2 separate regions of the Homo sapiens genome follow, and region 1 is linked to region 2. Evidence: chromatin loops called from intact Hi-C (ENCODE). Cell type or tissue: GM12878. All regions are shown on one strand. Each heading gives the region's core, and the rest is flanking DNA. Links, peaks and the distances in the headings are about the cores only.

The links. Hi-C counts contacts between places; a loop is a spot of excess contacts. Peaks named below come from ENCODE experiments on the same cell type or tissue, not always from the same donor. Only the 100,000 strongest peaks of a DNase experiment are listed, where the experiment ranks them.
Region 1: it touches region 2 in a loop (17-fold over the local background); 44 of 110 quality-filtered maps call a loop at or near these places.

What each region holds. Positions count from the first base shown.
Region 1 is chr14:65,153,662-65,165,808 of GRCh38, forward strand. LOC124903329 (a long non-coding RNA gene) reads right to left here and starts at 4,896. Exons shown (of 2, transcript XR_007064206.1): 1 at 4,814-4,896. In GM12878, for the core only: no CTCF peak of the experiment used is centred there; DNase peaks (open chromatin) are centred at 3,233 and 6,120; H3K4me3 peaks cover 1,389 bases; H3K27ac peaks cover 2,655 bases.
Region 2 is chr14:66,063,796-66,075,942 of GRCh38, forward strand. No RefSeq gene overlaps it. Among named protein-coding and RNA genes, the nearest start is that of LINC02290, 42 kb to the right of the region's middle. In GM12878, for the core only: a CTCF peak has its summit at 7,125 (motif pointing left); a DNase peak (open chromatin) is centred at 7,070.

The sequences.
Region 1 (12,147 bases), core at 2,185-10,184, 910 kb before region 2:
TCCTGGCTAACACGGTGAAACCCCGTCTCTACTAAAAATACAAAAAATTAGCCGGGCGTGGTGGCGGGCACCTGTAGGTAGGGAGGCTGAGGCAGGAGAATGGCGTGAACCCGGGAGGAGGAGCTTGCAGTGAGCTGAGATGGCGCCACTGCACTCCAGCCTGGGCGACAGAGAGAGACTCCGTCTATAAATAAATAAATAAATTTGCTATAACCCAGGATTCTGGGCATAAGTTTTTCTTTTTCTTTTTCTTTTTCTATTTTTTTTTTTTAAGACAGTCTCACTCTGTCGCCCAGGCTGGAGTACAGTGGCGTGATCTCAGCTCACGGCAACCTCTGCCTCTCTGGTTCACGTGATTCTCCTGCCTCAGCCTCCTGAGTAGCTGGGATCACAGGCGCCCACCACCATGCCTGGCTAATTTTTGTATTTTTAGTAGAGACCGGGTTTCTACATGTTGGCCAGGCTGGTCTCAAACTCCTGATCTCAAGTGATCCTCCCACCTTGGGCTCCCAAAGTGCTGGGATTACAGGCGTGAGCCACCGCACCCCTGATCAAACTTTTAATAGATATCTGAGAGGGGTGGGTGACATGGGATGTTCCAGAGTGGAGGGAGAAGAAACTGGTATCACTGGGTGCCTCTGGGGAGGAAAATGAGGCTGGAAGGTGGGATATCCTGAGACAGAGATGGTGTAGTCTTTGTTCTTTTTGAATTTTGGCCCATGTATTACATATGCAAAAATGAACAGATAAAGGCCAGGCATGGTGGCTCATGCAGTGAGCTGGGTGATCCCAGAACTTTGGGAGGCTGAGGTGGGAGGATCACTTGAGCCCAGGAGTTTGAGGTCAGTCTGGGCAACATAGTGAGACTCTGCCTCTATTCTTACAAAAAAAAAAAAATTAAAAAAATTAACAAATAAAATTGGGAAACATAGGTGGTGTTTGAGGCTGCATCTTTCTTTTTCTGTGAGCTGGGGAAGTGCTGAAAGCCACTTTATGTTGAAATGATGATCCTCCCAGGTAGGCTGGGGTAGAGGCAGCTGTGATAGATAGCACCCACACACTACCACTTATGAGCCACATGATCCTGATACAGCATCCTCATCTCTATAATGGAAGTATGGCATGGTAATTAAAAACACAGGCCACTTGCCAGCCACATGCCTTTGGGCATGTTATCTCTTTGTGACTAAGTCTCCTCCTCTGTAATATGGGGATCAGTAATGCTACCTTCCTCAAAGGGTAGGAAGGATTATATGAGTAAAACACCTAGAGCAAGGCCTGGCATATGGCAAGCCATCCAACACCCATCATCATTACACACAGAGCTGGCCTTATACAGTTCCAATATGCACAAATTTTAGTTACTACGGTTTAGTTGAGAACACCAGTCCTTCAATAACATGGTACAATTACAGTTACCACAGTATATGAACTATGAGTAATTGAATAAAGTACAAACTTTGCTGCTAGCTCTTCAGTCCACAAATTACTAGGTAAATTACATGCCCACATCACAATCAGTGACCAACCATGTCACTTACTTAAAAAGTCTGTTGGTGACTGGTTATTGCACCTCTGTTGTTCAGTTCAGGCACCGACAGTAAAGTACTTGGTTGTGTTTCCTCCTTGTCCTCCAGTGATAAACTCACAAGACATTTTACAAAAATGGTACAGAGATGGTACCATTTTACAGAGATGAAAGTACAGCAGGGCCAGGCGCGGTGGCTCATACCTGTAATCCCAGCACTTTGGGAGGCCAAGGTGGGCAGATCACGAGGTCAAGAGATGGAGACCATCATGGCCAACATGGTGAAACCCCGTCTCTACTAAAAATACAAAAAAAATTAGCTGGGCATGGTGGTGCGTGCCTGTAGTCCCAGCTACTCGGGAGGCTGAGGCAGGAGAATTTCTCGAACCCAGGAGGCGAAGGTTGCAGTGAGCCAAGATCGTGCCACTGCACTCCAGCCTGGGTAATGGAGTGAGACTCCATCTCAAAAAAAAAAGAAGTACAGCAAAGGAATGAAATGTGGTGACACTGGAAGTGAGATGGGAATGGGATGTGATTAGAAGATTTGAAAATGGTGACAGCAAAGCAAAGAGAGGCTGAGATCTCAAACTGCATGAAGCTACTGTATAAATCATACTGAAAAATTCTGGTGAATATAAAAAACAAGCAAAAGTCACTTCAACATCTTTCCATTTGAGTTGTGCTAGGAACGGAAAGCTGCTTATAGTTGAAATGGAGCATTTACTTTTGCTTTGGATTACATGCAGTATGGCAGTAACTTTTACTTCGCTGTGCAAATAACTTTGCATGATTCAAATCTAACATAAATGGAGTTACAGAAGAAGTAGCTGACCATGGGAATGTTGACAATGCTGCCATTTGAGAGAGTACATATGCAATCAGAGGAACTTAGCATTTACTGTGTGCCAGGCACCGTGCTAAGAGCTTTAGAAACATTACCTTACTTAATCCTTACAACTACCCTAAGAGGTAGGAACTACTGTCATCTTTTTATAGATGAGGAAAGGGAGGTTTAGGGAAGTGAAGACATTTATTCAAGGTGACTCCGAGGGGAAGAGGCAGAGCACAAAATTGAGTCCAGGTGTGACTAACTGTATAATAGTTCCCTGACTCTTAACCACTAGGCCACTTGAGAAAAAGATTTTCTAGCTTCTCAGAGTTCAGAGTATGGTTGGTTAAAAAAGAAAAAAGAAAAAATGATTTTTTTCCCTTAAAGCATTTAATGATAACTCTGTTAGCATGGTGGTAACTGTCTGGTGGCCTATGCTAGGCACTGCCTGTTTCCCTTTCCTTCCCTCTGCTTATCTCCTGCTTAAATCCCATTCTTCATCCCCTCTCCCCCAAACCCGTGCAGGCCCACGTGAATCGGAATCCTTGCTCTGTTCAGCTGGCTAAGGCGAGTCCCGCAAAGCGCTGGCCTCCAGGTGCTTCTGCCAGGCCTTGTGGTGCAAGGGCCCTGCCTCCTCCCGCTCCAGCAGCAGCCCTGGCGATGCCCACTGCGTTTCTCAGCTCTGTTGGCAGTGGGGGCAGAAGAGGCTGCCTGAGGCCCCCTCCCAGCAAAAGCCGTGGCCACACCTGCAATGACTGGGTTGCAGCTCTGAGCTGCAAGCATTGGCTGTGGCCTGGAGACCAGCCACTGTAAGTAGGCAGAACTTTTTGGCTTTAGATTCGTTTCAGTTTTGTAATCAGAAAGTTGCTTCTCTCAGTTCCGCAACTTTCCCTTTCGGCAGGCCTGCATCAAGTGCCCTCTGTAACCCAGGAAGGAGACGGTTCAGGGTGGGAAACCAGTAGGGGCTGTGCCATGGTCCAAGGGGGCTCCTCACCTGACAGATCTTTGAAAAAGTGTTTGCAATAACTGCTGTGCTGGCCCTGGCAAGACGTGAACCCGTGAGGAATGTGACAGCTGCTTCCCACAGGGGCCCTACTGACCCCAGAGGGCTCTGGCACTCCCAGGGTTTGGGAGAGGAGCTGGAAGTCTGGTGCATTAAGAGTGAGGAAGGACTCTAAAAAGCTGGCAGGGAAACATTGTCTGAGTCACATCTCAAGGGAACTTGAGAGGAGAAACGCTTTTCTAAAACCTTTTTTTTTTTTTTTAGCTGGAGTTTCTGGTCACCCAGGCTAGAATGCAATTGCACAATCTCAGCTCACTGCAACCTCTGGTGCCCGGGTTCAAGCAATTCTCCTGTCTCAGCCTCCCGAACAGCTGGGATTACAGAAGCCCGCCACCATACCCGGCTAATTTTTGTATTTTTAGTAGAGACGGAGTTTCACCATGTTGGCCAGGCTGGTCTCGAACTCCTGACCTCAAGTGATCCGCCCACCTCGGCCTCCCAAAGTGCTGGGATTACAGGCGTGAGCCACCGCGCCCGGCCTCTAAAACTTTTCTTCATGGAAAGTTAAGCCTCTTTCTCCCTCTCTCTGTCACACTGTGTTCCAGGGTCTGGGAACACAGCAAGGAACAAAACAAAGATATCTGTTTTTGTGGAACTTATATTTTAGTGGGAGAGGCTGGAAAATAAGCAAAATAAATAAGAAAGCTATAAGCGAGAAACCTGCTATAGAGAAAAATAAAGCAGGGAACAGGATAGGAAATACAGATGGGTGTGCTTTTCTGGGGATGCCTCATTAATAGGTGACATCTAAGCCTTATGGAGAATGGAACCAGTGGCGAGGGATGAGCTGGGCATCCTAGGTTTCTGTTGGTGACAGATGAAGGACTTTTTTTTTTTTTTTTTTTTTGACACAGGATCTCACTCTGTCACCCAGCTGGAGTGCAGTGGCATGATCTCGGCTCACTGTAACCTCTTCCTCCTGGGTTCAAGTGATTCTCGTGCCTCAGCCTCCTGAGTACGTGGGACTACAGGCGTGTACCACCACACCTGGGTAATTTTTGTATTTTTAGTAGAGACAGGGTTTCATTGTGTTGGCCAGGCTGGCCTCAAACTCCTGACCTCAGGTGACCTGCTTGCCTCAGCCTCCCAAAGTGCTGGGATTACAGGTGTGAGCCATCGCGCCCGGCTGAAGGACATAATGAAATTATCCTGATGGTCTCAGGGCTTGGAGCTCCTGCCTCTACACTGACTTCTGCCCATGGAAGGAGAGGCTGTGTGTGTGTGTGTGTGTGTGTGAGATGGTAGGGCTGGGAGAGTGGAAGGGGTCTTGTGTTGCTTTGAAGTAGGTTCTGGAGTCCTGGTGTCGACTCCTTGGGTGCTGGGAGGTGAGCCCACAGAGAAAGAGGCCATGCTTTCGAAAGGGGTTGAGCTGGAAATGGTCCAACACCCTTACCTGGATGGAAGCCCTGATGAGGGGGTCCTGGTCAAGAGGTGGATGAAGGCCTCAGGGTCAGCTGTTCAGAAGCACGCATCAGCCTGAGAGAAAGAACACATCTGGGCTGTTAAGTGTGAAAGAACACATCTGGGCTGTGGCAAGAGTGAAAAGTGAAAAGAAGCACATGAGGCTGGGCATGGTGGCTAACACCTGTAATCCCAGTACTTTGGGAGTCTGAGGCAGGAGGACTGACTGAGCTCAGGGGGTTGAGGCCAGCCTGGGTATCAGAGTGAGACCCCATTTCTACAAAAATTTTAAAAATGAGCTAGTTATAGTGGCACATGCCTGTGATTCCAGCTACTCCAGAGGCTGCTGATGTGGGAGAATTGCTTGGACCTGGGAGGTTGAGGCTGCACTGAGCCAAGATCATGCCACTGCACTCCAGCCTGGGTGACAGAGTAAGACACTGTCAAAACAAACAAACTAGCAAACAAAAAACACAAGGGTTAATTTTATGTGTCAATTTGACTGGGCCTATAGATGCCCAGACAGCTGGTCAAACATTCTTTCTGGGTGTGTCTGCAAGGGTGTTTCCAGAAGAGATTAGCATTAGCACCAGTAGACTGAGTAAAGATCTGCCCTCACCAATGTTCCCTGGTACCATCTAATCTGTTGAGGGGCAAAACTGAACAAAAAGGCTGAAGAAGGGCAAATACTCTCTGTCCTTGAGCTGGGACGTCCATCTTCTCCTGCCCTCAGACATCTGAGCTCCTGGTTCTCAGGCCTTTGGCGTGGGGCTGAATGATACCACCAGCTTTCCTGATTCTCCAGCTTGCAGATGGCAGATTATGGGACTTCTCTGCCTCCATGATTGAATGAGTCAATTCCCATCATAAATCTCCTCTTATATATGTCTATATATCTTCTATTGGTGTTCTTTCTCTGGAGATCCCTGACTGATCCAAGGCAGTTGCCACAGGGATGGGAGAGCAGGTAGAACCACCCTTGCTGAGCCCAGCTGGGCCATCCTGCCACTGCAGCTTCGCTTGAGAACTAAGTGTTGAGTGCCACTCAAGTGACATCACTGTTAGGACACATTCTCCTAACAATGCACTCTAAGCCATGTGAGCATTGGGTGCCCCCTCCCAAGGGTCCAGAGCCCTGGAGTTTTACCCCTAATCTGGGTTAAGCTGGGTTATTGGAGAAATCAAGGTTGAGGCAGAATCTGGCAGGAGGGGCCAGATGTTATAGAGGAGAAGAGACCCAGACAATTTCTGACAGCCAGAAAACACCTGTTTCAGGGCAGAAGCAAAGGATAACTTGGTAACATTGATGAAAAGATGACATTTTGTCAGATACTGAAAGAACCCAGAGGAACATATTTGCATTTACGTTCTACATGGGTACCTTTGGTGATTCATGGACCTGCCACAGAAAAATGTGAGGTTTTCAAAAGTATTTCCTACAGCAAATTCAGTTTCACATTTAAAAGGGCCTACAAATATGCATTTTAACAATAATGGTTGTAGCAATATATGTTTTACTAAGTGGAAATCTTCTCAATTTTAATTTTAAAAAATCGTTTTACATAGACAAGGTGATCCGTAAGGGAAAATTGTCTTTCCAAAATGGCTTGCAGAGCAGAAAGTTTGAAGGCCTCTATCAGGTAGAACAGGTTCTATTTCCAAGGTCTCCTTATTTGGAAACCCAGGAGGCTACTCTTAGGCTTATTTTCAACTGTTTTTGAATGTGAGACTCTCTTTCCATTGCAGGGATGAGAGAAACGCTGTAGGATCTGCAGGTTGTCTGGAGGGACTCGGGGTCCCTTGGTGAAAAGAGAAACCACTGCCCTTGAGTCATAAGTATGATCATCCTTTCTTTTAACAAAGGTATGTTTATATACACAGAAAAATACCCCAGGCAAACACACCAAATGTGGATTGTTAACTCTGGGTGATGTTTATTTATTTATTTACTTAATTTTATTTTTTATTTTCATTTTTTCTTTCCAATTTTTATTTTAAGTCCAGTGGATACCTGTGCAGGTTTGTTACATGGGTAAATTGTTTGTTGTGGGGTTAGGTATACAGATTATTTTGTTACCCAGGTAATAAGCATAGTACCCATTAAGTAGCTTTTGGATCCTCACCCTCTCCCTCCTTCCACCTTTAAGCAGGCTCTGGTGTCAGTTGTTCCCTTCTTTGTGTCCATGTGTGCTCAGTGATTAGCTCCCACTAATAAGTGAGAACATACTATATTTGCTTTTCTGTTCCTGCATTAATTTGCTTATGGTAATGGCCTCCAGTTCTATCCATGTTGCTGCAGAGGACATGATTTTTTTTTTTTTACTTCAGGGGTACCTGTGCGAGTTTGTTATACAGGTAAACTTGTGTTATGGGGGTTTGTTGTACAGATTATGTCATCACCCAGGTATTAAGCCTAGTACCCATTAGTTATCTTTCTTTATCCTCCTCCATTGTCTACCCTCCTCCCTGTACCCTCCAATAGGCCCCAGTGTCTGCTGTTCCCCTCTATGTGTCCATGTGTTCTCATCATTTAGCTCCCACTTATAAGTGAGAACATGCAGCATTTGGTTTTCTGTTCCTGCGTTAGTTTTCTAAGGATAATAATTTTCAGTTCCATCCATGTCCCTGCAAAGGATATGATCTCATTCTTTTTTATGGCTGCATACTTACTTATTTATTTTTTGTAGAGACAGGGTCTTGCTATGTTGTCCAGGCTGGTCTCAAACTCCTGGGCTACAGATCCTCTTGCCTCAACCTCCCAAAATGCTGGAATTACAGGTGTGAGCCACTGTGCCTGGACTGATTTTAATTTTTTTTTTTTTTTGAGACGGACTCTTGCTCTGTCGCCCAGGCTGGAGTGCAGTGGCACGATCTTGGCTCACTGCAAGCTCCACCTCCCGGGTTCACGCCATTCTCCTGCCTCAGCCTCCCGAGTAGCTGAGACTACAGGTGCCCGCCACCATGCCCGGCTAATTTTTTGTATTTTTAGTAGAGACAGGGTTTCACCGTGTTAGCCAGGATGGTCTCGATCTTCTGACCTTGTGATCTGCCCGCCTCAGCCTCCCAAAGTGCTGGGATTACAGGGGATTTTAATTTTTTTTAATACTGAAATTTACTTTCCAAAATTTCTGTAAAGAACACATATTCCTTTTATAAGGAGGGGGAAACATTGTAAAGATGTCTCTTAGGTAGAAAAACAACAAACATTTATGTAACACTATGATTTATAAAGCTCTTTTCTCAGCATTCTAATTTAGTCCTCTCAACTGTGCTCTCTGATGATTATTTCCATTTAGACTTCAGAAGACAAACCCCAGAGGTTTAGAAATGTTCTTAAGGACATACAACTCCAACTAGCTGAACCAAAAGCAGAAGGAACTTAGTCTTCTTGCTATAGTTTTTTTGTTTTTGTTTGTTTGTTTGTTTTTCAGACACAGTTTCACTCTGTTGCCCAGGCTGGAGTGCAGTGGCATGAACACAGCTCCTCCCTCCTGGGCTCAGGCGATCCTCCCACCTCAGCCTCCCAAGTAGCTGGACTACAGGTGCATGCCACCATGTCCAGCTAATTAAAAAAAAAATTTTTTTTTTTTTTTGAGAGACAGGGGCTCACTATGTTGCCCAGGCTGTTCTTGAACTCCTGGGCTCAAGCAATCCACCCACCTCAGCCTCCCACAGTACTGGGATCACAAGGATGCACCCCCAAGCCTGCCCATCACTGTAGATTTCATCTTGTGTTAAAGTCACTGAAATCTTAGGATAAGTGGGAGCTGCAGAAGGAAGTCAGAGGTTAGTTTGTGGGAGAATAAGCAAGTGGAACTGCTGACCTCATGGGGGCAGAGGTTTGGCAGCTGCTGTTTAGATAGTGGGGTCATCGGGCCTCTAGTTTTTTTGTCTTGTTTTTTTGAGACAGAGTCTTGCTCTGTTGCCCAGGCTGAAGTGCAGTGGTGCGATCTCACTTCACTGTAACCTCTGTCTCCCAGGTTCAAGCAAATTTTGTGCCTCAGCCTCCTGAGTAGCTGGGACTACAGGCGTGCGCCACTATGCCCAGCTTATTTTTGTGTTTTTAGTGGAGATAGGGTTTCACCATGTTGGCCAGGTTGGTGTTGAACTCCTGGCCTCAAGAGATCCTCTCACCTCAGCCTCCGAAAGTGCTGGGATCGCAGGCATGAGCCACCATGCCCAGCTGTGCCTCTAGTTTTATCTGGAGGGCCTTGGAATGATTTCTGGGCTGAGTAGGAAGCACACCCTCAGGAGATTGGACCTCCTGGGCCCCTAGCAGCTGGGTTTTGCTCAGCCTGAGTCCTGTCTCTAGTTGGAGACAATTGGGAACTGCTCCCTTAGGCCCTGCATGGCCCTACACATTCCTCCTCCTTTTCTGGGGCTAAAGCAGGGCCTTCTTCCTTGTGAGTTACACAAAGTGAGAGACACATGGTCCAAGATGGCCAGCGTCTTCATATCAGAAGATCTTGGAGTTCCTCCAGGAGCCCGGAGGTGTCTCCTTCTTGCATGTGAGGGGGGGCTTCTAGATGAGGCAGGCTTGTGAACCAAATCCATTAAGGAAGGGAACTGGGACATGAAGACGAGGAGGTGGTGTCAGAACGAGATTCTCTTTCAGGGATGTGTCATGATGTCCTAGACAGTCCCTCTTTCTTCAGTTGGTTCGATAGGAGAAGGACTGGAAGAAGGGAGAGAAGGAAAGGTGAAGTAGACCTTTGACCAGAGCCACCTGACGATGTGTAGGGGAAGACCCAGCCAGCATTCCCCATTTCCTGTTTGGGGTTGATCTTTCTGGGGTGAAGCTGATCTGTCCCTGCCCGTAGATGTGCACCAACTTGGAGAATTCCAGAATCCAGTTGATTGGGAAGGAAGATGAGAAGGTATATTTTTTCTAGAGTTAAAAGAAGTGGTGTGAGGCCAGGTGTGGTGGCTCATGCCTGTAATCCCACCACTTTGGGAGGCCAAGGCGGGTGGATCACCTGAGGTCAGGAGTTCGAGACCAGCCTGGCAATATAGTGAAACCCCATCTCTATTAAAAATACAAAAATTAGCTGGGTGTGGTGGTGGGCACCTGTAATCTCAGCTACTTGGGAGGCTGAGGCAGGAGAATTGCTTGAACCCGGGAGGTGGAGGTTTCAGCAAGCCAAGACCGCGCCACTGCACTCCAGCCTGAGCAGCAAGAGCAAAACTCCATCTAAAAAAAAAAAAAAAAAAAAAAAAGGAAATGGTGTGTTAGAGCCAGCTCCTACAGCTTGTGAGAGGCCGATTGTTAAATTTTCAAAAATGTTGTGAATCATTATGTTGATAGCTTGAAATTGGTCATAATGGGAGTATTTACACCATGACAATTGGGAAACACTACCAATCAGGGCTTCTCCAGGCCAGAAAGCTGGTTGCTAGTCACTTACCTGCATATGCCTGGGCAAAGAGTACCATTTACCTCACTGTTTGGGGGTTCCTTGTGGCCTTTTGAGGGGGATAATGACAACTCTGTCTGGCTTTGGCCTTCTCTCCGTGATGTCCTGATGGTAATCATCTAGGAAGTACTGAATAAATATTTTTACTTTGGAATATATTATGAGATGAAATACAGGTCACCCTTGTCTGTAGGTTTCTCTACTTTCCTTCTCCTATATCTAAATCACACAGGACAGGCTTATCTAGGATAATATCTCCTGTATACTCCATTCCTAGTCTCTCTAGACCGTATAGCAGCTAGTACAATGCCCAGGACAAAGTAGGTGCTCCAGAAATTGTTCAAGGAGGCTTAGAGAATCAATATCACCTGTTAAAATTTTATAGTTTTCCTGACTGTTGTCAGCAGAGGGCGATACAGGACTACTGATGTGCCAGTTCCAGCTCTTTACTCTCTCTTTAAGAGAGAAAAATATGAATTAATTAAGGTGAATGAAGTAGGAAGGGGCCAAACTGAATTGATGACTTTTAGATAAAGCATCAGTTTTGAAAAAGAAAATTGCAGCATTCAAATGATAATAGTAAACATCATCCTGTAGCACTTTACATATTACAAAAAGCACTTGGCCTACACAGTCTTCTTCAGTGCCTCGGACCACCCTATGCAGGTGTAAGCATCACAGTCTTCTAGGTGCATGTGTGGAGTCTGCAGTCACAGAGGAGTCGCCACTGGACAGGACTGGCCTGGCTGTAGTACATCTGTTGTACCCAGGGACGGGGAAGCCTCAGTGTGAAGGTTGCAGGGAGCCCAAAGCATCTGAGCTCCAACTGACTCTCTGACTTTGGACAGGTCACAAAACCTTCCTGTGCTTTAGGGATAATACTGGTACATGGCGTCAGGACATGGTGTGGAATGAAAAGAGAGGATGCATACAAAACACTTAATAGACTGCTTTTCAGGTAGTAAAACACTTAGGCACTGTTAGCTCTTACAACACCAGGCACCTGACCTGAGGGTGAAGGCAATGCTCAAGGTTGTGTAACTAGTAAGGACAAAGCCAGGACAGAAGTCCCACCTCCTCCAACCCAGGGTCTCTGCCTCTGACGAGGGACACCTGTCCCCAGCTGTCAGTGCTGACAAACCTTCCAGCCGTGCTAATCATGGCTGTCATTCTTACTTAAGTGCTTGAAGACTAGTTTTTAAGAAATTCCAGCCAGGTGCGGTGGCTCATGCCTGTAATCCCAGCACTTTGGGAGGCCGAGGCGGGCGGATCATGAGGTCAGGAGATCGAGACCAGCCTGGCTAACATGGTGAAACCGGGTCTCTACTAAAAATACAGAAAAATTAGCTGGGCGTGGTGGCAGATGCCTGTAGTCCCAGCTACTCGGGAGGCTGAGGCAGGAGCCTCAGGCGTGAACCCAGGAGGCGGAGCTTGCAGTGAGCTGAGATTGCACCACTGTACTCCAGCCTGGGCGACAGAGCGAGACTCTGTCTCAAAAAAAAAAAAAAAGAAATTCCTTCTTGAAATCCTGTTTATGCTATTAATTTATTTAGTGGCCAGGTGCAGTGGCGGCGGCTCATGCCTGTAATCCCAGCACTTTGGGAGGCCGAGGTGGGTGGATCACCTGAGGTCAGGAGTTCAAGGCCAGCCTGGCCAACATGGTGAAACCCCATCTCTACAAAAATACAAAAATTAGCTGGGCATGATGGCAGGTGCCTGTAATCTCAGCTACTTGGGAGGCTGAGGCAGGAGAATCACTTGAAGCCGGGAGGTGGAGGTTGCAGTGAGCTGAGATCGCACCATTGCATTCCAGCCTAGGTGGCAGAGCAAGACTCCATCTCAAAAAAAAAAAAAAAATTGTTACTAACTCATTTTTCTTAAAGAGCTGACAGTTAACTTCAGCCAAGTGCTA
Region 2 (12,147 bases), core at 2,717-10,716:
TGATTAAGATCTCAAAATACTATATCCCATTAAAAGAAATCAGGGTTTCTTAAAGAAATGGCTGGTTTCAGTCTGGGACAGGGGATGGGTCTGGAACATCTTGTTATTCCAGATAGCAAGGAAGCTATCAAAGACTACTACGGTCATGTCAAAAGGACTCAGGAGCCAATTGAAGAAGCTCTTGCTGCCAAAGATGAGACATTTGTATCTCAAAACAAATTTTTCAATTGTATATACATATTTAATCCATCTAATACGTTTAAATCCATGAGTTCCTAATGATATTTGAAAAACAAAACAAACTGGCTGCTTTGGGAGGATAAAAAGCACCTACTTATTATCTTGAAAACTGATAAATAAAGGCAAAGAATCAAGCATTTATCCTGTCTTTCTTTTGTGAACCGTACCACTGGGTAACAAAATCAGAGAGGAGAGAAAACATCTCTTTGTGGAAGTATTCCAACTAATACATGAAAAAGAAATGATAGAATTAGAACATTCTCATTTTGCAACCCCCAGTGAATTAATGGATCTAGGCACTGAACTTCAACAGCTGCTAACATCACAAAAGGGAGACATGCAGACGGTATTTGCCTCCTAACAAAAATCACAACACCATCTATAATCTTGCCAAGGGGATCAAACTTAAGCCTAATCAAGCCTTTGGATCCAGCTACCAATTTGCAGAAAATACAGAGCTCAGAAGAACATATTGAACTGTTTCTTAAATACACAATCAGCAAAATCCAGACTGTGAGAAACTTTACAGGTTAACGTTTTCGGGTTCTTAAACAAAACAAAACAAAACAAAACAAAACAAAACAAACTATAAGAATAAGAGAAAGTCTAGGTGGAACTTCTAAGTTAAAAATATTTAAAAGACATAGCAAATTTTTAAAAATAGGCAAAGCTAAATTACAGTGCCTTAGGGATGCACTTTTTGTGATAAAGCTATAAAGAAATGCAAGGAAGTGGTTGCTGTAAGAATCAGGGTAGTCAGTAATTAAGTTAACCTAGAGAAAATTACAGAAACTCTATTTCTTTACAATTGTGTGTGTGGATTGAAAGTCATGCTCACTACATGCCTACTGAGCCATGCTTTTCCTGATCTGCCTTCTTTCAGGACAATGCCTAGGTTTGCATCTCTAGCCCAATGTGTAGCACGTGCATTAGCAACCACAGGGCCTAACACTACACAGGGTTTCACCTGTGTTGAATGGTTTGCTACTGGGCTAACCCTTTGCCATCCTCCTGCAGGCTAAGGCAGTTCCCTGGGATGAGCAGAGCAGCCACTTTATTCCTAGATCTCCTCTCTAAGGTTATGAGAAGACTCAGTGTTTGCTTTTCTTCCCCCCACATCCAGAAAAACAAAAACAACAACAAAAAAAAAACAAAAGCAAATGCTGGGCCTGCCCGAGATTTTTCCTCACTATCCTTGCAAGAGCCCAGGAGTCCTATTTGGCTGTTTCATGACAAGCCAATTAGGTAAAGATTGTTAATCAGAGTAATGAGGGGAGAAGGGACTGGAGGAAAGGAAGGAGGACAGGAGTGTGGCAGAGGCAGCTGCAGAAGACAGAACTACCCCTCCCGCTCTGCTCTGATGTTTTATTCAGGCTGTTTGCAAATGAGCCAGTGGAAACAGCATTAACAATAAATGAGATGCATTAGACTGAGAAGGGGCTGGGAAGGGAGATTTGAGGGTCTTTCCTTGCCAGCCAGGCTCACGGGCTCCCTGTTGGGTCGACAAAGGTGAGTCCTTCTCAGGCGGCCTTACCTGCTGGCCCACCTGTACTCTGGCTTTCTGAAAAGGTTTATGTCCCATTTAGCAAATAATACCAAGAAGCTCAGAGGCTTTTCTAGCAAGTGAGAGCCAGCCTAAAAGGCCTATCCAACATACTAACACCTGATGGCAGGAAAATTTTACTCCCAGCCTCATCACTAAAGTGGTCACAATTCAAATGACCTGTTAGGTAGTTTTAGGTCCTCCACTTTATTAAAATAATGAATACTTGATTTATGCTTTATAATTAACCAAGCACTTTCCATCACAAAACATTTCTCACAATAACCCTGTCAAGGAGTGGGAGTGATCCATTTTATAAATAAACCGAGCAAGGTTACCCAGGGCCTGAAAGACCTCACTTTCAGAATTCCATTCATTTTTTCCTTTCGGACAATTTCCATGAGATCAAATGCCCCCCACCTACCAATTTACCCAGACTTGTATAGCTCCTTCTTTTCATTCAACAAAAATGTACTAAATAGCACAGGGGCTGAGCTAGGCCTCCGGAGCACAGGAAATCCCAGTGGCCAAAACATCATGTTTGATTCTATAGGCTATCAAGCTGCCAGTTTTCCTCCGATATGGATTCTGATTCTACTACAATTAGTACTTCCCAATTTAAAAATGATGGCAGTTGTCATTCATTAAGCACACACTAAGGGCTAGGCTCTGTGGTAAACAACCTACAAATGCGATTTCATTTAAAGCTTTGAGTCTATGTCCCTTAACCCCAGACAGAGCTCATGGTCAGAAACCATATGCTGCCAACACAACACTTTTTCCTTTTTTTTTTTTTTTTTGAGATGGAGTTTTGCTCTTGTTGCCTGGGCTGGAGTGTAGTGGCGCGATCTCGGCTCACTGCAACCTCCACCTCCTGGATTCTCTTGCCTCAGCCTCCCTAATAGCTGGGATTACATGTGCCCGCCATCAGGCCCGGCTAATTTCTTTTGTATTTTTAGTAGAGACAGGGTTTCACCATGTTGGCCAGGCTTGGTCTTGAACTCCCGACCTCAGGTGACCCACCCACCTCAGCCTCCCAAAGTGCTGGGATGACGGGTGTGAGCCACTGTGCCTGGTAAACACTTTTTATAATAAAGGGAGCAAGCTTTCCTTTTCCCCATTGAATCCCACCCTTTCACAACCTCAGTGAAACTACTCCCGGTAGTGAGACACGTTCCAGTTGTCTGACTTGGCAGCATGATTCCTCCAGGGTAGCTCTTCCACTGTATTTCTGCTTCACACCCATCAGCATCATGGGCAAGGGTCTCTCCAGCAAAGGGTGGTTAAAGAAGGCCAAGTTTCATTTCGTAGCTTAGACAAAACAAACCTCTGGCACATAAACATTGGATTCCTGTTGGTCAGGCCAACGAGACCCAGGAAGACTTAGAGTGATATTCCCTGGCACCCATGTCTCTCAAAGGTCTCCCCTAATATCCCCAATATACCAGGAAGGCATAAAGGAAGGAAAAGATGTCTATCAGAGAGAAGCAGAGCTCCAGAAGACAATTGTTTACCTTGCGTTGCTTTTCAGCGTAGGGACCTCAGTGCGGCAGCAGCATCCTCATCACCAGGGAGCTGGTTAATAAAGCGGAAACTCCAGCTGCACTCCAACCTCCTCCATCAGAGCCTGTGCGCTAACATTTTCAGGGGAGTGGAATACACGTTGGAGTTTGAGAGGCACTGAGTTAGAACACGTGGGGAGAGACTACAGTGTAGTGCTGTGGTTCTCAAGGTATGGGGCCCCAGAGACCAGCAGCATCGGCATTACCTACTTTGAAAACACAAATTTTTGAGCCCCACCCCAGGCCAATTGAATCAGAAGCTCTAGGGGTGGGCCCTCACCATCTGTGTTTAACAAGCCCTCCAGGTGATCCTGATGCATGCTAAAGTATGAAAAGCCCTGGTATAGACAATCAGTTTTCCAAGCCCTGGCTCCCCTACTTCTGACTCATCCCTTAGGCTGCACTCTTGGCTGACATTTGGGGGAATGGAAGGAAGGCCTTGTATACTTGGTTTTCCCCCTTCCATTTGATTTCCCTGGGGACGGTTCTTAAAACTCAAGCTTCTGAACAAAAAGTCTGTCTTGCTTGTGATTTAATCCTTCATTTGCATTGCCAACAACTAATGGGAAGAAAGAAGTTCCAGGAGACCAACTGGCTTTTTAGTACTGCATTGTATATGATCAGAAGCAGGCCTGGGAATGGAAGACTCAGGTTTCCCAGCCCAAGAATAAACAAGGGCATGAAGCCACAAGGAAGGGGGGCTTTGGTGGGGCTCTCCCAGGTCACAGGCTGGGGGTGTGGGTGGGCATGTACACAACACTGGCACAAGATAGAGCCAGATGGGAGAGAGTATCTACACAGACAGAAGAGGCAAGAACGTGTGGATACCCTCCTAGTCCACAAAATCCGAGAATTGTCAGCTGTCAGACAACAACACAGTCCACCTCCCACTCTGATCAGTACCACACCTACATCTCTCCAGACTGAGGACCTCCGTTTCTTCAGTCTGTGGTGGTGCCCTCACCACCCGCTGATATTAAAAGAAAGAGCACAATAGTGTCCATCCATTCATTCAACAAGTCTTTGCTGAGACAGGCCTAGATGCCAGACACAACGCCAGGTGCACAAAGACACGACTCCCAACTTCAAGGAGTGTACATTCTAGTGGAGGAGATAAGCCTCAATTTTTTAAGTATATAGTCACCACAACATGTGGCCATGTTGGGGGATTGTGTGACAGGGAACCTGGCTTAGTCTCAGGTCAGTGAAGGCTCCTTTAAGGAAGGAGACTGTTGGAGTTTGGGTTCTGAAGAATGCACAGGAGTTAACTAGGCAAAGGCAAGTGTTCATGGTGGTAAGGAGAGCATCACAGGCAAAGAAAAAGGACATGAGCTGAGACAGAGCATGGCAAGTTTAAGGATCAGAGAAAAGCACCATAAAGAGACTCAGGTCATGACAGAGGGAGGTGGCATCAGATGGGCACAGAAGTGGTGGGCAGGACTAGGCCACAGGTTTGTAAAGCTTTGAGTGTTTATCCTAAAAGTGATGAGGAGCCTTCAAAGGATTTTAAGTAGGAGAGTATCAGGGACAGATTTCCATGTTGTAAAGCTTACTCTGGCTGTGCCATGGAGAGGGAAGTGCTGATTCAGGAGTATAAGCAACTATGAAGCTGTTGCAGTTGTCCAGGGGCCTAGGACCAAGTGCTGGTGGTAGAGGTGAGCAGAGGAGTGCAGATCAAGGAGAGACTTGGATGACATCCTTAGGCTTTGGATATGGATTGGACATTGGTAAGGTGTCCAGGGAATCTCTTAGTCACTAGGCTGGGCTGAAAATGGAGTGAGAGCTGGACAGGAAGAGAGGCAGTCACTTAGCTACAGATGTAGAAGAGATGCACCCAGAAAGAACACATGATGAAAACTAGGACAGTCTGCAGGGAGTAAGACTCACTTAGCAGTTAATTAAAGTAGGTGTCCAAACAGCTCTCAGTTATTTGCGTTATCCAATGTGTTAATTAGGGTTTGTTCCTCCTATTGCAATCTCTGGGCTTTGTTCATTTACATCTTCACCAGTAGGTGGTAGGAGAAGGGAAGCGGGACTTGGGGGACCCAGTTCACTTACTCAATGTATGCCTTGTGGAGAGATGAACACTAAGTGGCCTCATCTACTTGGAATGCCAGCTTATTGCAACTATTTGGCTTACAGAACAACAATCCTGTCCCTGAAGAGGAGAGCTGCATATAAATGCAGTTTACATATCCAGTAACTTTCTGCAACCATCCCTTAATGAATTAGTCAAACCTCCAGGCATCCAAATTGGTTCCTATGATCCTTTCATCTTCCAGGTTGTTTGCCTTTAAAGTTTAGAACTGGATTGAAGAGTATTTATAGCAATGGGACATTTTTGTGAGCCTGAGGAAAGGGGTCTTTGATAAATCAACACTAGAGAATTGTAGAAAAGGAATGCAGCCGGAGGAGTCTTTCAGGCAGGTTTGCAATGACTTCTTGTGCCGTCTTTTGGAAAGGTGCGAGGGCAGCAGCCACCCTGGGCTTGGAGATTGTGTGGAAAAGAGAATCCAAAACTACAGTAAAATTTTAATTGTATGCTTGATCTGTTTCAGGATGAAGAATTAAGACAGATTTAGGTTTCTGTTTTCTTCAGGGTTCGGGCAGGAATCAAACAGTACACTCAGAAGAGAAGGTTGAAGAGAAATGAATGAAGGAACTATTTCTAAGGCTGTGAGCAGGGAAAAGGGAAGCCAGTGAGGGATAGTGAAGCACAAACTATCCAGAAACCACCAACACCCCAAGGCATGAAATGAAAAGAGGAGAGAGTGGGTGGTTGTTTGTCCAAGTGTGGCAGGAAGCTGCCTTGAATCTGCAGAAGAATGGATCCACTGCCAACTACAGTTCAACCAGGAGAGATCCTGGAAGGCAAATTCCCAGACCTCAACCACAGGTGTCTCCCATTGGTCCACCCAAAGCAGAAACTGATGAGCCTGGAGCGCACTGACTCACCCCACAGGCAGCCTCCCGGGCACAGAGCAAGTTCAGAGAAAGGTGCAAAGTGGACACATGGGGGCAAGCAGAGAAAACCCAGCACATGGGTGGGCCAAGAAACTGGTTCAGATTTGCAAATCTAGGCAGATTAATATATTTATATGGGTCTGTGAGTTTCACTGCCAAGGCAGTCTTGGTTTCATAATGATACAGTATAGCGCATGTTGCTAGTATTAAACAACCAACGGAAGACAGAGCTGCTAGCCCGGGATGTGCCTGGGGTGAGGTGGGGAGGGAACTGTGCTGAACAGAGCTGTCTGTTGTTTCCTCGGTTTCCCCTCTGAAGTCAGCTGTGCCTCTGGCCACGGGGCTCTTTTGTTCTTCCTCCTCTCCCCACTCCTCCACCAAAGGAGACAGGGCTTGAATTATTGATGAAATCAAAAGAATAAGCTTGGGGATTGCATGTTTCCATCTTGCCTGTTGTTTGTCTGGTAAATAACGTGTTCTCTGTAAAACCTAAGCTTTTATCTCAGGTGTGCTGACCAGATTGAAGCCGGCCTCGAAGCTTCCCTTGGAGAAAGCCGGCTATGATCCTGGCTCACTCCAGTCTTCTCTCTTTCCATATGCAGATAAAAGAGTCCAACAGCACACTTTCCCCGTGGTTTCCCACACCACTGTGGAACACACGCAGAAACAGACTTTGCTCCTGGTCTTTTCCGTGACCAGATACATGCTCCCCTCCCCAAGACCTGCTAATTTCAGAGTAGTTACCTGTTCCCTTTGGTGAGGCAGGGAACCCTCAGGGTCCCAGTAGAGGAAGACCCGCTCAGACACTGCCCTCTGCTGGAAACTATTGGGACTGCTCCATCCTCCCTGAGGGGTCCTGCCGGGTTCCAGAGAAAGGGACCTTCACTCCTTCTACCTGGTTGCAGATACACCTGCAACATAGGTAGGGACTGACTTACCTAGAAAGCTTCTCTCATTAAGGTCTTAGACGAAAAAAATTTGAGTAGGAGGTGGGAGGATTTTTTATGATTTGATGTGGAAAAAGATTTCTAAACGACACGAGAAACAAAACACACACAAAAAACTGATACATTTGACTACATCAAAAACAAAAACTTTTGTGTGACAGAAGACAACATGAGCAAAATTAAAAGACAAAAGGAGAAAATACTTGTAACAAAGGATAAGTATCTAGATTATATAAAGAACCTCTACAGATTGAAAAGAAAACAAACAAAAATCCAACAGAAAAATATTCTAAAGATATAAAATTGTAATTCACAGAAAAGAAAATATAAGTGGCCCATAAGTGCATGACAATAATACTCTGTCTTACCAGTAATCAGGAAAATAGAAATTCAAACATCAGAGAGAGATTTTGTTTTAACCTGCTAAATTAGAAAAAATTAAAAAGGGCATGGGAGAAAAGATATTCTTTACTCTCTAGGTAGGATCATAAGCTGGTATAATCACTTTGCAGAGAAATTTGGCAATATCTAAAAAATGCAAAATATTCATACTCTGATCCAGTGAGTCCACTTCTCCATATCTACCCCAGAAAAACACTTTACCCATGTGCCCAGCAAGTTTGTGGCAGCTTTGTTTGCAAAATATCAAATGTTAGGTGCAGAAATAACTGAAATTAGCATAAAAATGGGGTTGGTTAAATAAACTATAATTCATTCATCATATATATATTTTATATATATTATTTATATATTATATATTATTTATATATTATATATAATATTTATATATATTAGATATTATATATAATATCTAATATATATAAAATACATAAATAATATATATTATATATATATAGCAGTGTTTTAAAATATATATACTATGTGTACTGACATGGAAAGATCCCCAAGACCTATTGTTGAGTGAACAAAAATCAAGCTGCAGACTGACACACCCTATGATAACTTATATGTAAAACACCCAGGCATATTAAACAATATTTTTTCTATGGGTATAGATACTATGGTCTTTAAAGCATGGAAAAATGCACAGGACGTATAACACTGATACCAAGAGTTACCTCTGGGGCAGAGATGAGGATTGGAGCTGGTGGTCAAAGGGGATTTCAGCCTTATCTGTAATTTTTTTTTTAGTAAAAAGAATGTGTTAATGTATTATATGTGTAATTAAAATTAATAAAAGCTATTCTTATATTAAAAAGGAGAAAAATCTCTCTTCCTCCTTATTAAAGCATCTGCAACAGCCAGGAATCATTGAGCTATGAGTAAAACGCTGCCTTAGGTGATTTGTCAGGGGACCTGCTAAGTAGAGGGCAATGTGGTTGTCCTGGAGACAGCTGTCTTCAACACAAACCATCCTGTGCATCTATCTACACATGTCGGATATGTAACCATATCCCATTCAATGTCATACTTTTAAATCTCGGTTCACAAACTCAACAGTAATAACTTCTAACACAATGAGAGCAGTCAGTATTAAAATCTAGTATCTCATTTAAACTTTTACTCTTTCTCTCTCCCCACCCCACCCCCAGATGAGTTTACTTAGATTTAGAGATGTTAAATAGCCTGTCCAAAGTCAGTTGACTAATATGTAAGAATTTTTCCTACCCCAGAGGCCATTCTTTTCAACCATTTAAACTATGTTACAAAGTGATAAACGCCTTTGTCAACTTCAGCCAGGTAAGGGAGGCTGAGGCAGGAGGATTGTTTGTGGTCAGGAGTTGGAGACCAGCCTAAGCAACACAGAGGAAACTCCATCTCTAAAAGAAAGAAAGAAATGTCAGTTTTCTGTCAAAAGCTTTTGTGGGTTTCCCTGCCTCACATGCCATGCCTATTTGCTGCATTGCTCTGAATCAAAACAGCAGCTGGTTCATTCTGGGAGAAAAATCTAGCATAAGAAGAGGTGTTATTTGGGTCCCAGTATAACTAAGAAGCTCAAAGACAAATACGCATTAAAGGAACAATTAAAAATTTAGGAATAATCCTCAACCAGAAGACTACTTCAAATGCATTAAAAATAAAGTTTAGGAACAAAACTAATCAATAATAGCAAAGGTGAAATTTCGATAATAATGCAAACCTTGCAAGGTTCTCATAGGATACAATTTGCTCCATTTTCCAAATTCTGCAAATTTCTTATATCAACACGAAATGCGTTCCAGTGATGCAGCCTTATCCTCACCACTGAGCCATTCCTGCCAGGCAAAAACAATGCAACTGAGCGGCATCAGAGATTACAGAGATATGGCCCTGGCAAAGGCCCACCAGCAGGGCTCTTGGGTTCCCTCTGAAGCAAAGAAAGGCAGCCCTCTGCTTGCTGGGGAAGACGGCTTTCAAAGGATGTTTCCAGAATAACTCATGAGTGGATGGGGGCACCAGGTTTACAAATGAGAGTTGTGATTTCCCACTTACAATGAATTTTTAAAAAATGAATTAATTCAAAAAAATGAATTAATCTCTGTTGGATTTCTTCTTAAGAACAGGTGTGTCTATGAATAATACATGGTGGGGCAGGCAATGCATGGGTCTGAAGACCCAGAAGCCTGAACGCAAATGAGTCCCAGACTGTCAAGATTAAAAGGTAGATTTTAAGGAGCATCACATAAGCGAGAAAAAATCTGGGAGAGCACAAAAACTACTCTGCAAATAATAAGCACACATCTAAGCCCCTGGCTAAGAACACAAACACATCTCTTCTCAGATAGTGGTAATTGAAAGTCACTAGGTTCCCATATGAGGAAGGAGGAGATAAATTAAAAAACGTAATCTAAAATAAAGATTAAAACATTAGGGTTTTAATGAATGATGTTTCAGGACAGAGAATTAAGGACATTTACATCTTCCTCTCTAGTTTGGAACTTTAACTTCTTAAACTCATTAGGCCCAGGCGTGGTAGCTCACGCCTGTGATCCCAGCACTCTGGGAGGCCGAGACGGGTGGATCACCTGAGGTCAGGAGTTTGAGACCAGCCTGGCCAACACGGTGAAACCCCGTCTTTACTAAAAATTTAAAAGTTAGCCAGGAGTGGTGGTGGGTGCCTGTAATCCCAGTTACTCAGAAAGCTGAGGCAGGAGAATTGCTTGAACCTGGGAGGCAGAGTTCTTGCCATTACACTCTAGCCTGGGCAACAAGAGTGAAACTCTGTCTCCGTAATAATAATAATAATAAAACTCATTAGGCACTGGCACAAGAGGAGCCATGGTCAGAGCAGCAGATGTGGGGTGGGGTGGGGGCTGCAGAACTCCTGGGTCCCCTCCAGGATTTCACTCCCTGGCCTCCCAACAGCTCAGCTCTGCCTGGCTCTGCCCACCAAGGCTGAGAAGATGCTTTGTTTTGTTTTTTTTCAGTTTGTTAAACAAGAAATAATATCATGGCATCGTACGGTTTGGGGTTTTAAATGTCAGCAAAACCCTTGTAATGTAGAATTTCTAACTGGCAGTGTCTCAGTCTAGAGCTGTTTGGGGAAAACAAGATGTTGAAAACTGTGTCCCTGGCTGGCCTCAAGAGCATACAGAAGGATCTCCCACTCCTTGATTTGGTCCTTCTAAGACCTGTGGTGTCCCCAGATAAAAAGGAAGCTATGAGGATCACGGAGACGACAGTAAGTAACATGCTGTTTGAAGGAGGGGTAACCTGAGATCTTGACAGCTTTACCGTGCATGCCTGCATGCATGAGCGCACACACACACACACACAAATGCATGTTTCTTTTCAGCTCTGTTGGAGCAAAGAATTTTCACAGATAAAGGATTTGGATTTTTATCTTGTCCAGGTGCCTTTGGGTATTGTCTCAAGACAGGACAAGGTTTGGTCCCTTTAGCCTTGTCCCATTTGGAAGTATACACAAACAAAATATTGCTCCACTCCCCTTCCTTCCTCCCTCCCCATCCCTTCAAGTAAAATGGCCCACATGTAGGAGCAGAAGCTATTTGGAGCTGTGGCAGGAGGCACATTAATATGTGAACTGAAAACAGACCCCTTAGAAGTCTGCCCACATTGCAGAATTGGAAATAGATGAACTTCTTTCCCATTACAGCAACAATACCACAAGGCAGGATTTGTTTGCAAGATAATAAATTGGCAAACAAGCCGGGACTAGATGGTGGCTCCTGCCTCCCTCTGCAGCCTGAGTAGCGCTGAAGGAGAAAAGCAACCAAGGCTATGGCAGGCCCCGAGGAAAGCCAGGACAAGGGGCTGCATAGAACACCGCCCACAGCCTCTGCTCCCACCCCAATATCTCATTCCTGGCCACTGGCCTTTCAGATAGAGGTCCCCTTGAGTGTGTCACTTGTGGCTGGAGCCTGGTAGGGTCAGGTAGCTTGCCCTTTAGTCTGGCCCTAATGGGGCCATTCCTCATGGTGACAGAGGCAGCACAGTGGACGGAGACTGAGAGAGCCCAGACTGCCATGTGCAACCCCACCTTGAATTCTGACTCTGCTACTTATAAACTATGTGACTATGTGGACTTAGACAAGCTAATTAACCACTGCAAGCCTCAAAATCTCTTATCTGTAAAATGGGTATAATATTATCTACCTCACAAGGTTATTCTAAGAATTAAATGAGAAACTGCATGAAAACTCCTTAGCATATTGCTAGCATAGAACTTAAATGCTCAATAAATGTTGCTAATATTATAATTGAGATCCCCTAACAAAAATCTTCTTGCTCAAACATAAATATCTTCCCTAGAAGAGAACCTGGTACAAGCAGACCCAAGTGTTATCAGCTCATATATCTCTAGATCAAACTGTCTGATTTATTGCTATGTGCCTCAGAGACTTGCAGAGTATCAGCCTCACTGTAAGTTAAATGAATTAAAGTTTCATTTAAATCTAAGTGTAAATAGCCACACGTGCCTAGCGTAGAA